Linked DNA regions of Homo sapiens: region 2 is linked to region 1. A link is an interaction called in ENCODE POLR2A ChIA-PET data of the cell type or tissue named here. Cell type or tissue: MCF 10A. All regions are shown on one strand. Each heading gives the region's core, and the rest is flanking DNA. Links, peaks and the distances in the headings are about the cores only.

Region 1 (4,396 bases), core at 102-4,101:
ACCAGCCTGACCAACATGGTGAAACCCCGTCTTTACTAAAAATACAAAATTAGCCAGGCATGGTGGCAGGCGCCTGTAATCCCAGCTACTGGGGAGGCTGGGGCAGGAGAATCACTTGAACCTGGGATGCGGGGGTTGCAGTCAGCCGAGATTACGCCACTACACTCCAGCCTGGAGTCTGACAGAGTGAGACTTCATCTCAAAGAAAAAAAAAAGAGTGCATGAAAGAAAAGCTTGTTAATTCCTCCTTGACTTCATAATGATCTCACCTCTAACAAGGGTTTCCCAATATTGAGAATATCTTAAACATACATATGCTATCCTCTCCGTCCCTCCTAGGCCCGCCCTCTACCTGAGGTAACTAGTATTCTTGGTCTTGTATTTATTGTTCTCTGCCAAGTTTTGCAGGGCTTGAATATTATGTGAATTTGACAGCTTCCTTTAGGACAAAGAATAAAACATTGTCAGTTAAAAAAAAATGCCCACTCCAGTGCAGTGTCGCCCAGCGTGAGAGGTTGTGTGGAGAAGGGGAAGTTAGGATGGAGCGAGGTGGTGGTCTTTACCAATGGCAGTTTCCTTTTGCAGATTTTGCAAAAAAAACGTGAGCATGTGCGTTTATTGTTAGAGCCACCCCTCAGACTTGGAAAGGAGCTCATAAAAGTAAGGGCTCCTGAAATTTAAACTTCAGCAGTCACTGTGAAACTACCTCTGTGTATGTGTATGTGTGTGCATGTGGGTGTGCATACACACATACATCCCTGAAAACTGTGTTGGTTTTAGTTGATTGTAACTCTTTTTTTAATTAAATTTTTTTTTTTTTGGGGCGGGGAGAGAGTCTCACTCTATCCCCCAGGCTGGAGTGCAGTGGCACGATCTTGGCTCACTGCAACCTCTGCTTCCTGGATTCAAGCAATTCTCCTGCCTCAGCCTCCCGAGTAGCTGGGATCACAGGCACACGCCTCCATGCCCAGCTAATTTTTTTTGAAATTTTTAGTAGAGATGGGGTTTCACCATGTTGGTCAGGCTGATCTCGAACTCCTGACCTCAGGAAATCTGCCCGCCTCAGCCTCCCAAAGTGCTGGGATTACGGGTGTGAGCCACTGCGCCCGGCCTGGTAAAATATGAATTTTATACCTTGTTCTAGGAGAACAGGACGTATATATTTGATTGTTATTGCTATTGTTTTATAACTTGGAGGAATTATGAGCTGAAATTTTATTACTTACACTTTATTTTCTGCATTTTTTAAAGGACATGTGAATTCCAGAGAATTGTCCTTATTTATTTTGGCTGAATTAATAGGGCAAATTTGCCTCCTCTGAAGGAAAAAAAATAGACAAGAAAGATCTCTTTAAATACCAGCCTGGTGTTGTTCTGTGTTAGAGAAATTCTGGCTTTTGCTTCAGACCTCCAGTCCTGGTTTCCAGAAGAGGAGCACTTTCTGGTTCTCATTCAGGCCCTTAGTGGATCTTCTTCCAAGATTTTTAAAAATATGACCATTAGCTTACATTTTCCTATGTGTTCAATCCTCTTCTCAGCAGAAGTGTTTGCGGTGGATTTTTGAGGGTGGGAGTGTGGTCAATGACGCAACTGAGCCTTTCAGGGACTTGGAAATAAAGCTGTTTTATTGTGATGACCAGTTTTGTGCAGAATCATCTCATTCTTTTCTGCACGTGGTGAGTTTTGAAGTGAAACTTAAAGTTTAATGAGATACAGCAGCTGGAGTTGGGCATTTTGAAAAGAGGTAAAGAGAGATAATTGTAGTAAAACATACTGTAAGGCCTTACTTATCTGGAATAGCATGGAATGAAGAGCTCCAGATAATGGTGTTTTCTAGAAAGTGAAAGTTTAGAGCTTTAACCATCATACCCTCCCCTTTTTTCTTTAACCATTTGTTGGAAATCTCTTTAAAACATATTACACATGGTTTTCTTCTCCAGTGGAACTATTAGTCATCGTTTGAATCTCGTAAGACATTGTTTCTGGAATCTGGCTGTGATACAGTCATCTCCTCTGGATCCGTCATGATGGGTGGGACCCGCTGTCCTGCCCTTACCTGGCCTTGGTCTGTCCTGCTGGGTGCACTCTTGGGTCTGTTGTAGGTTTGCATCTCCTGTGTGGTCCCTTGGCCTTGTCCCTGCTCTCAAGTGGCTGGTCGTAGCAGCTCTCCATCCCACTAACCTGCTGATTCTAACAGGCAGTAAATTCAGGGAGCAAATACAGAACGTGTTGGAATTTGTAAAACAGCAGGAATGGCCCTCACTGGAGCTCCAAGTGCTTGCTGGATGTTTCCTCTCCTGGAGACAGGAGCCGTTTTTTCCTGGTGTGCCGGCTCACTTACCGCACTTAAAACCGACTGCTCTTAATGAATAAGGGAACAGCGTGCCTCATCTTTATCTCTTTACCTCTTTTAGACGTTAGGCCATTAGCTCTTATTTTCAGTTGTGTTCTACATAAGCAAGCCTGATGGATGACTCTGAATAAGTAAATAAGATTTAATTGAATTATGCAATTTTCAGTTTCTCTCAGATAATACCAAATCAAACAAAGGTGAAGCCAAACACACATAAAAGATTCGTTTTGCTAAAGCACAGTGTGAATATTTTAATTGACTTTTATTGTATAGTCATGTGCCACATAATGATGCTTTGGTAAAGGATAGATGCTTATTCTGATGGTGGTCTCATAAGATTATAATACTCTATTTTTACTGTACCTTTCCATGTTAATTTTTTTGTTTTTTGAGACGGAGTCTCGCTCTGTCACCCAGGCTGGAGTGCAATGACACAATCTCAGCTCACTGCAACCTACGCATCCCGGGTTCCAGTGACTCTCCTGCCTCAGCCTCCCGAGTAGCTGGGATTATGGGCACCTGCCACCACACCCAGCTACTTTTTGTACCTTTTAAATAGAGATGGGGTTTCACCATGTTGTCCAGGCTGGTCTCGAACTCCTGACCTTAGGTGATCTACCTGCCTCGGCCTCCGTAATCCCAAAGTGTTGGGATTACAGGCATGAGCCACCACACCTGGCCTAGGTATATTTAGATACACAAGTACATACTATTCTGTTACAGTTGCCTGCAATATATTCTGTACAGTCACATGCTGTCCAGGTCTGTAGCCTAGGAGCAATAGGCTATACCATCTAGCCTAGGTGTAGAGTAGGCTGTACCATCTAGGTTTATGCAGGTTCACGCTTTGGTGTTTGTACAATGATGAAATGCCCTAACAATGCATTTCTCAGAATGTGTCCCCATTCTTAAGCAATGCATAGTGGTAGTTACATATCAACAAAATTGAAAAGTAAAAAATAAAAATAATACAATAATTGTAATGATAAACTGAAATTTTAACCTTCACCTTAGCTATAAGAATAGAGGTATAGCCTCCTTTCCCATAAGGATTTCCTGGAGTACAGAGCCCTAGTTCCAAATTTTTTTCCAAGGCCACTCAGAAAGGGTTGTTAAGCTTCTTTGTTTTCTGTTTTAAACAAGAATTTCAGAAGCAAGATGTGGAGATTTTGCCTATTAGAGATTTTTTTCTTGGTCTTATTTTCTTTTATATCAAGTGATTTGACTAAAGGACTGAAAGTCCTGAGTGAGGATCCAGGGCCCAGGCAGACATACTAGGGCCTTGTGGGTGACAGAAAAAGGCACTCCTTGGGACTAATTCTACAACGGTGCCCTTCCTGAGGCGAACACTGGCACCATGGCTTGTGAATGGAGCATGGCCTCCCTTTCAGCCCCTGACCCCTCCTCCCAGGCCACGTCAGGCAGGGCACTCTGGTGTGGGGTGCAGTCCTGTGACAATCCCTGCATCAGTGTGGGGCCTGGCAGGAACATGGTTGGAGGCTCACAGATCTGAGTCCTAAGGCTCGCAGGGTCTGTCCAGGGCACCTGTAAGTAAGCCATCATCACTGACATTGTGTTGATTTAAGAATTGAAACTCCAGGCCTGGGGCAACTTGCCGAGGGTTATAAAGCCATTACATGGTAGGGAGTGGGGTCTTGAGCCAGAGCTCTGGTCATCTCTGATGACGACCAAGGCCCACCCCCCTCCATCCCATCCGGAATCCAGATTGCATTGGTTGAGCGTATCACCCCTCTCTTCCCTCTGTTTTCCATCCTCATGGTGGTCACAGCAGCTCAGCCCATTGCCCTCTTCTGCAAGGCCGAGCCCACCCTCCTGGGCTGCAGCCATAGCTGTGGCTGTCCTTACCCGCTGTGGATGCCGCTGTGGGACTTCTCTCTTTTTCTCTCCACAAAGAACCAAAGAATGTTCTTTGTGGCACATTTTTTTTTTTTTTTCAACCAGAAAGTACTACCTCAAGCCTCCTGGAAAATTCCTTATTATTTCAGAAACATCACTGTACTTCTTCCGTTGACTCAGCACTTC
Region 2 (4,396 bases), core at 146-4,145, 180 kb before region 1:
CACAGGTTTGGCTGTTTGCCACCTGCAAAACCATAACAAGGATGGGGTGCTGTGGAAGGAAAGCGACTTTATTTTCTGAAGCCAGCAGTGTGGAAATGGTTCAGTCTCCTGTCTGTTAAAAGAAAAACTTCAGCTGAATTAAATTTAAAGGAGTTTAATTGAGCAATGAACAATTCATGAGTCAGGCAGCCCCCAGAATCACAGCAGGTTTAGAGAGACTCCAGGGATGCCTCATGGTAGGAACAAATTTAGAGACAAAGAAAGGGAAGTGATGTATAAAAATCGGAAGTGATGTATAGAACAGCTGGATTGGTTACAGGTTGATGTTTGCCTTATTTGAACACAATTTGAACACTTAGCAGTCTACGAGTGATTGAAGTATGGCTGTTGGGATGGGCCAAGACTCAGCTATTGTTACAGGCACATACTCCTAAATTAGGTTTTCAGTCTTGTCTGCTTATTAAGCTAGGTGACAGTTCATCCACAAGGACTCAAATATACAAGTATGGAGTCCTTCTCAGGCCCTATTTAGTTTGCTTTAACACGCCTTAACAAAACTACTTGGAAATTCCCAGGCAAAATGCTAAGGTTTAAGAAAGAGAAATTTGGTATGGAGGGCATGCAGTGCAGGACTATGTGACTTGTTCCAATGACTTATCCTGAGTTATTGTCTCATCTGGTGAATGGGCTGGCACCATCTTGGGTTTGACAGGGTTGTAAATTAGCTGCAGCCTTAAAGTAATCTCCTAGTCAAGGAGAATTCCATAGGCACCTGGATTGTCTGAAGATTCAGTCTCCAGAACTTCTAAGCAAACATAATTAGATAAACCAGCAATGCAAGGAAGTGCCTAGTGGAAAGAAGGAGAGTAAAGGTTACTATTTCATTAGTAAAAAGTTAATACAAAGGGCCACAGAAAGAAAAGGAAAAAAAAAAGTAAAAATAGAGTACTTAATTACACTCCCATGCCCACTAACCCTCATCTAGTAATAGACAGAGTTATCACATACACACATATGTAGGGGAGATTAAAAAAACTCTTCCTTTCCTCACTTAGCTTCTATGGCTGGGATACTGGAAATTAAACTGAAAAAAGACAGATGAATAAGAGAAAAACACAGTTTATTCACACATGCAGCATGAATACATTCAAGAGAAATCTGGTGATTGGTCTCTCAAAGGGGCGATTAGAACTTGGAGCTTATAGAGCATGTTAACAAAGAATGATAAAGTTGTAGAGAAGTGACAAGGAAAAGGGGCTTAGGCTTTCAGGGGTGGGAAGGTAAATATAAGGGGAAAGACAAGTTGTTTTCCTAAGGTTTGTTATGTAGATTTCATCTCTGGGCTGATAAGAATCTGATTACTAAGAGTTATTCTGCTCTTCCTGGTACAGGAAGGGCACCTTTCTCATGGGAAATTTTATGTCCTACTTTTAGATAGAAAGGGGAAGGTCAGAAAGCTCTTCCTGCATCTGCTGTTTTTCAAGTGTCTTCAGCTCAAAATAATCCTTATGCCAATGGCATATTTTGGGGTGGCATATTCTGATTCCCTACAATAAATACACAGTGAACTAAACTCCCACCTTTAATATTATTGCTCTCTCTCATATTGGCTCTTACTTAATATTAATAATTTCAGCTAACACTTTTGGAACACATTTTATATCCCAGGCACTGTGCTAAGCATGTCATATAATCTATGTCATTTCGTTCTTTCAACAACTCCATGAGACTCAAAGGGGTTAAGTAAGCCTTCCCATGGTCACACGAATAGTAAGTGGGAAGAGACTGAAAAACGAATTTAAGCCTGCAGATTACTTCTAGTTCTCCAAAGCCTCACTAACACTGTTGGGATAAGCTCAGCCAGGAGTTGGAGTGAAGCTATCTTTTCTATGTTTGTATTTTGCTATGCCAAACACCCTTTAAGGCTAAAAGACTCCAGTTATCCATCTTAGCTTGTTGGCCTTGAGAGGTAAGGAAGGTCTTTACACACAATGGGCACTTAAATCCATTTGAATGATGACTCTGCTGCCTTCATAACTTGTCAAGGGTTGGGACTAGAGTCCAGCATTCTGAGCCGCTGGATAAATCTGTCAGAGTGATTGCTGATGGCTTGTTTTCTTTCATTTGGTGGAATATTTATAGAAAAACTTTTAGCAGGCTCCAAAATGTAATATTCTCCAGAGATACATTTTTGGACCTTGAAACTACATCCTACAATGAAAAATAAATTGGTAGGATTTCAGATAAGGCTCCAGTATTGATTTGTAAATACCTCTCAGAGTATTCAGCTATGCTTAGTTTAATTCCGTATTATTCTTATCTAATTCTACCAAAATTTTAAATAAGCTATTAACATTTTTAAAATTGTTTAAAGTAAAAAATTTTAAATTATTTTAGCAATTTTATTGCCAAAAACCAGTTGTTGAGTTATTTCAAAACTTTCTCAGAATCCAGGAGTCAAACAGGAAATTTAGAAAACACGTAGTCCAATATTGTTTTTTGAGAACAGGACAGAGGTACAGTGAGGGGTCTGGATTTGTCTGAAGTCTCAAAGCTAGTCTTTGTCTCAGTTATAAGTAAACAAATCAAATTCAATGATGTAAGGAGATGTTTTGGGAAGTAGTTGTCCTTTTTCTGAATTTATTGCTTATTTTTGTGTCTTCAATGCCTGGCATAATGCAATTACAATACAACTGCTCAAGAAACATTTACTAAGTTAGATGATGTGTCAAAAATGTGATCTCTTTTCAGAAAAAATATTTGCTTTTATTAGTTACTGATCCAAATAATTTTTAAAACAAAAAATGTAAACATATCATAAAAGAAAAATTGCACCAGCCAGAGTTAAACAGTCAAGGAAGACTTTATTCAAGATTGTTGCAATAGGGGAAAGAGATTGAACTCAATTCCACAAAAACAAACGGTGGGAGAGTTTTCAAACTCTGGAATCAGCCAGTGGAAAAGTACTAGAGGGTGGAGAGAGGTGGGTCAATGTGATTGGGCATCTGTGTTTGCTAGCCTGTGTTTATCAAAGCCAGGCTCCTACCCATCCACAGAGAGGGCCATCTTTCTCAGTGATTACATTTCAAAGGGATGGTTCACAGGTCCTTGAGAAAGACATTCCTGGGCTGTAAAACTGGCAAGGAGCTGGGAGAAGATTTACATCTCAAAGGGGGCAGAGAAAGAATTTACAATTGCAAGTTTTCTAAACTAGGTGCTCTAAGAAAAGGAAAGTCAGGGCCCACGCGATGGCCCACGCCTGTAATCCCAGCATTTTGGGAGGCCAAGGCGGGCGAATCACAAGGTCAGGAGATCGAGACCATCCTAGCCAAGATGGTGAAACCCCATTTCTACTAAAAATACAAAAATTAGCAGGGTATGCTGGCACACACACCTGTAGTCCTAGCTACTTGGAAGGCTGAGGCAGCTACTCAGAAGGCTGAGGCAGGAGAATTGCTTGCATCCGGGAGGCGGAGGCTGCAGTGAGCTGAGATCACGCCACTGCACTCCAGCCTGGTGACAGAGCGAGACTCCATCTCAAAAAAAAAATAAAAAGACAGCAGCATTTGAAGGTTAAAAAAAAAAAAAGCAATGGAGCAATGCCTAAAATTCTGAAGGAAAATCTTCTGAAGAAAAACATTTTCTAAAAGAATTTCTACCTATCCATATTATTTATAAGCAAAGCTTGGCTAAGGTGAGTTTTGGGAGTGCAAACTCCCCACAGTTTTACCACTCATGCAATTTTTCTCGAGAAGTTAATATGTACCACCAAAATAGGAGAATGAACCAAGATACAGGAAGGCATGGAGAGTAGGAATGAAGAGATCCCATACAGGAAAGAGGAGAAAGACATCCCCCAGAGGACAGGGCAGGGTGCTCCCCAGGACACAGGCATTTAGATGGAGACAGACTAAAAGAGCCCCAGTAATTTTCCTTATGAAGATTAAAGTGATAGAACTGGAGAAGAGATTGAGATATCTGATGATGACTTAGGGCTTACATTCAGGATAAGGTCATAGAAACCCAACAGACTGAATATACAGACAATGGCCAGACCATATACAAAGATAGAACTCTGACCCACAACTTGGAGTAACCAGCCCCAGAAACCAATTCATTATCTACAGTAACCAGCCCAGGAAACCAGCCATTTTTCTACAAGTCAGATTTGTAGGAAGTTAGACTGTTATCTCTAGCAAGTGGTCCATGAAGGCAAACAGTCCCTGTAACAGTCAGTTAAAACAGTCAGGGACATGGATGAAGTGGAAACCATCATTCTCAGCAAACTAACACAGGAACAGAAAACCAAACACTGCATGTTCTCACTCATAAGTGGGAGTTGAACCATGAGAACACATGGACACAGGGAAGAGAACATCACACACCGGGGCCTGTC

The links. Peaks named below come from ENCODE experiments on the same cell type or tissue, not always from the same donor. Only the 100,000 strongest peaks of a DNase experiment are listed, where the experiment ranks them.
Region 2: POLR2A ChIA-PET joins it to region 1 with 5 read pairs; 2 of 35 experiments call an interaction of 5 or more read pairs at or near these places.

What each region holds. Positions count from the first base shown.
Region 1 is chr6:148,774,820-148,779,215 of GRCh38, forward strand. All of the region lies in intron 1 of UST (uronyl 2-sulfotransferase), which reads left to right. Among named protein-coding and RNA genes, the nearest start is that of UST, 30 kb to the left of the region's middle. In MCF 10A, for the core only: no CTCF peak of the experiment used is centred there; a DNase peak (open chromatin) is centred at 1,992.
Region 2 is chr6:148,597,077-148,601,472 of GRCh38, forward strand. No RefSeq gene overlaps it. Among named protein-coding and RNA genes, the nearest start is that of UST, 150 kb to the right of the region's middle. RefSeq lists enhancers at 2,724-3,312, 2,917-3,211. In MCF 10A, for the core only: no CTCF peak of the experiment used is centred there; no DNase peak of the experiment used is centred there.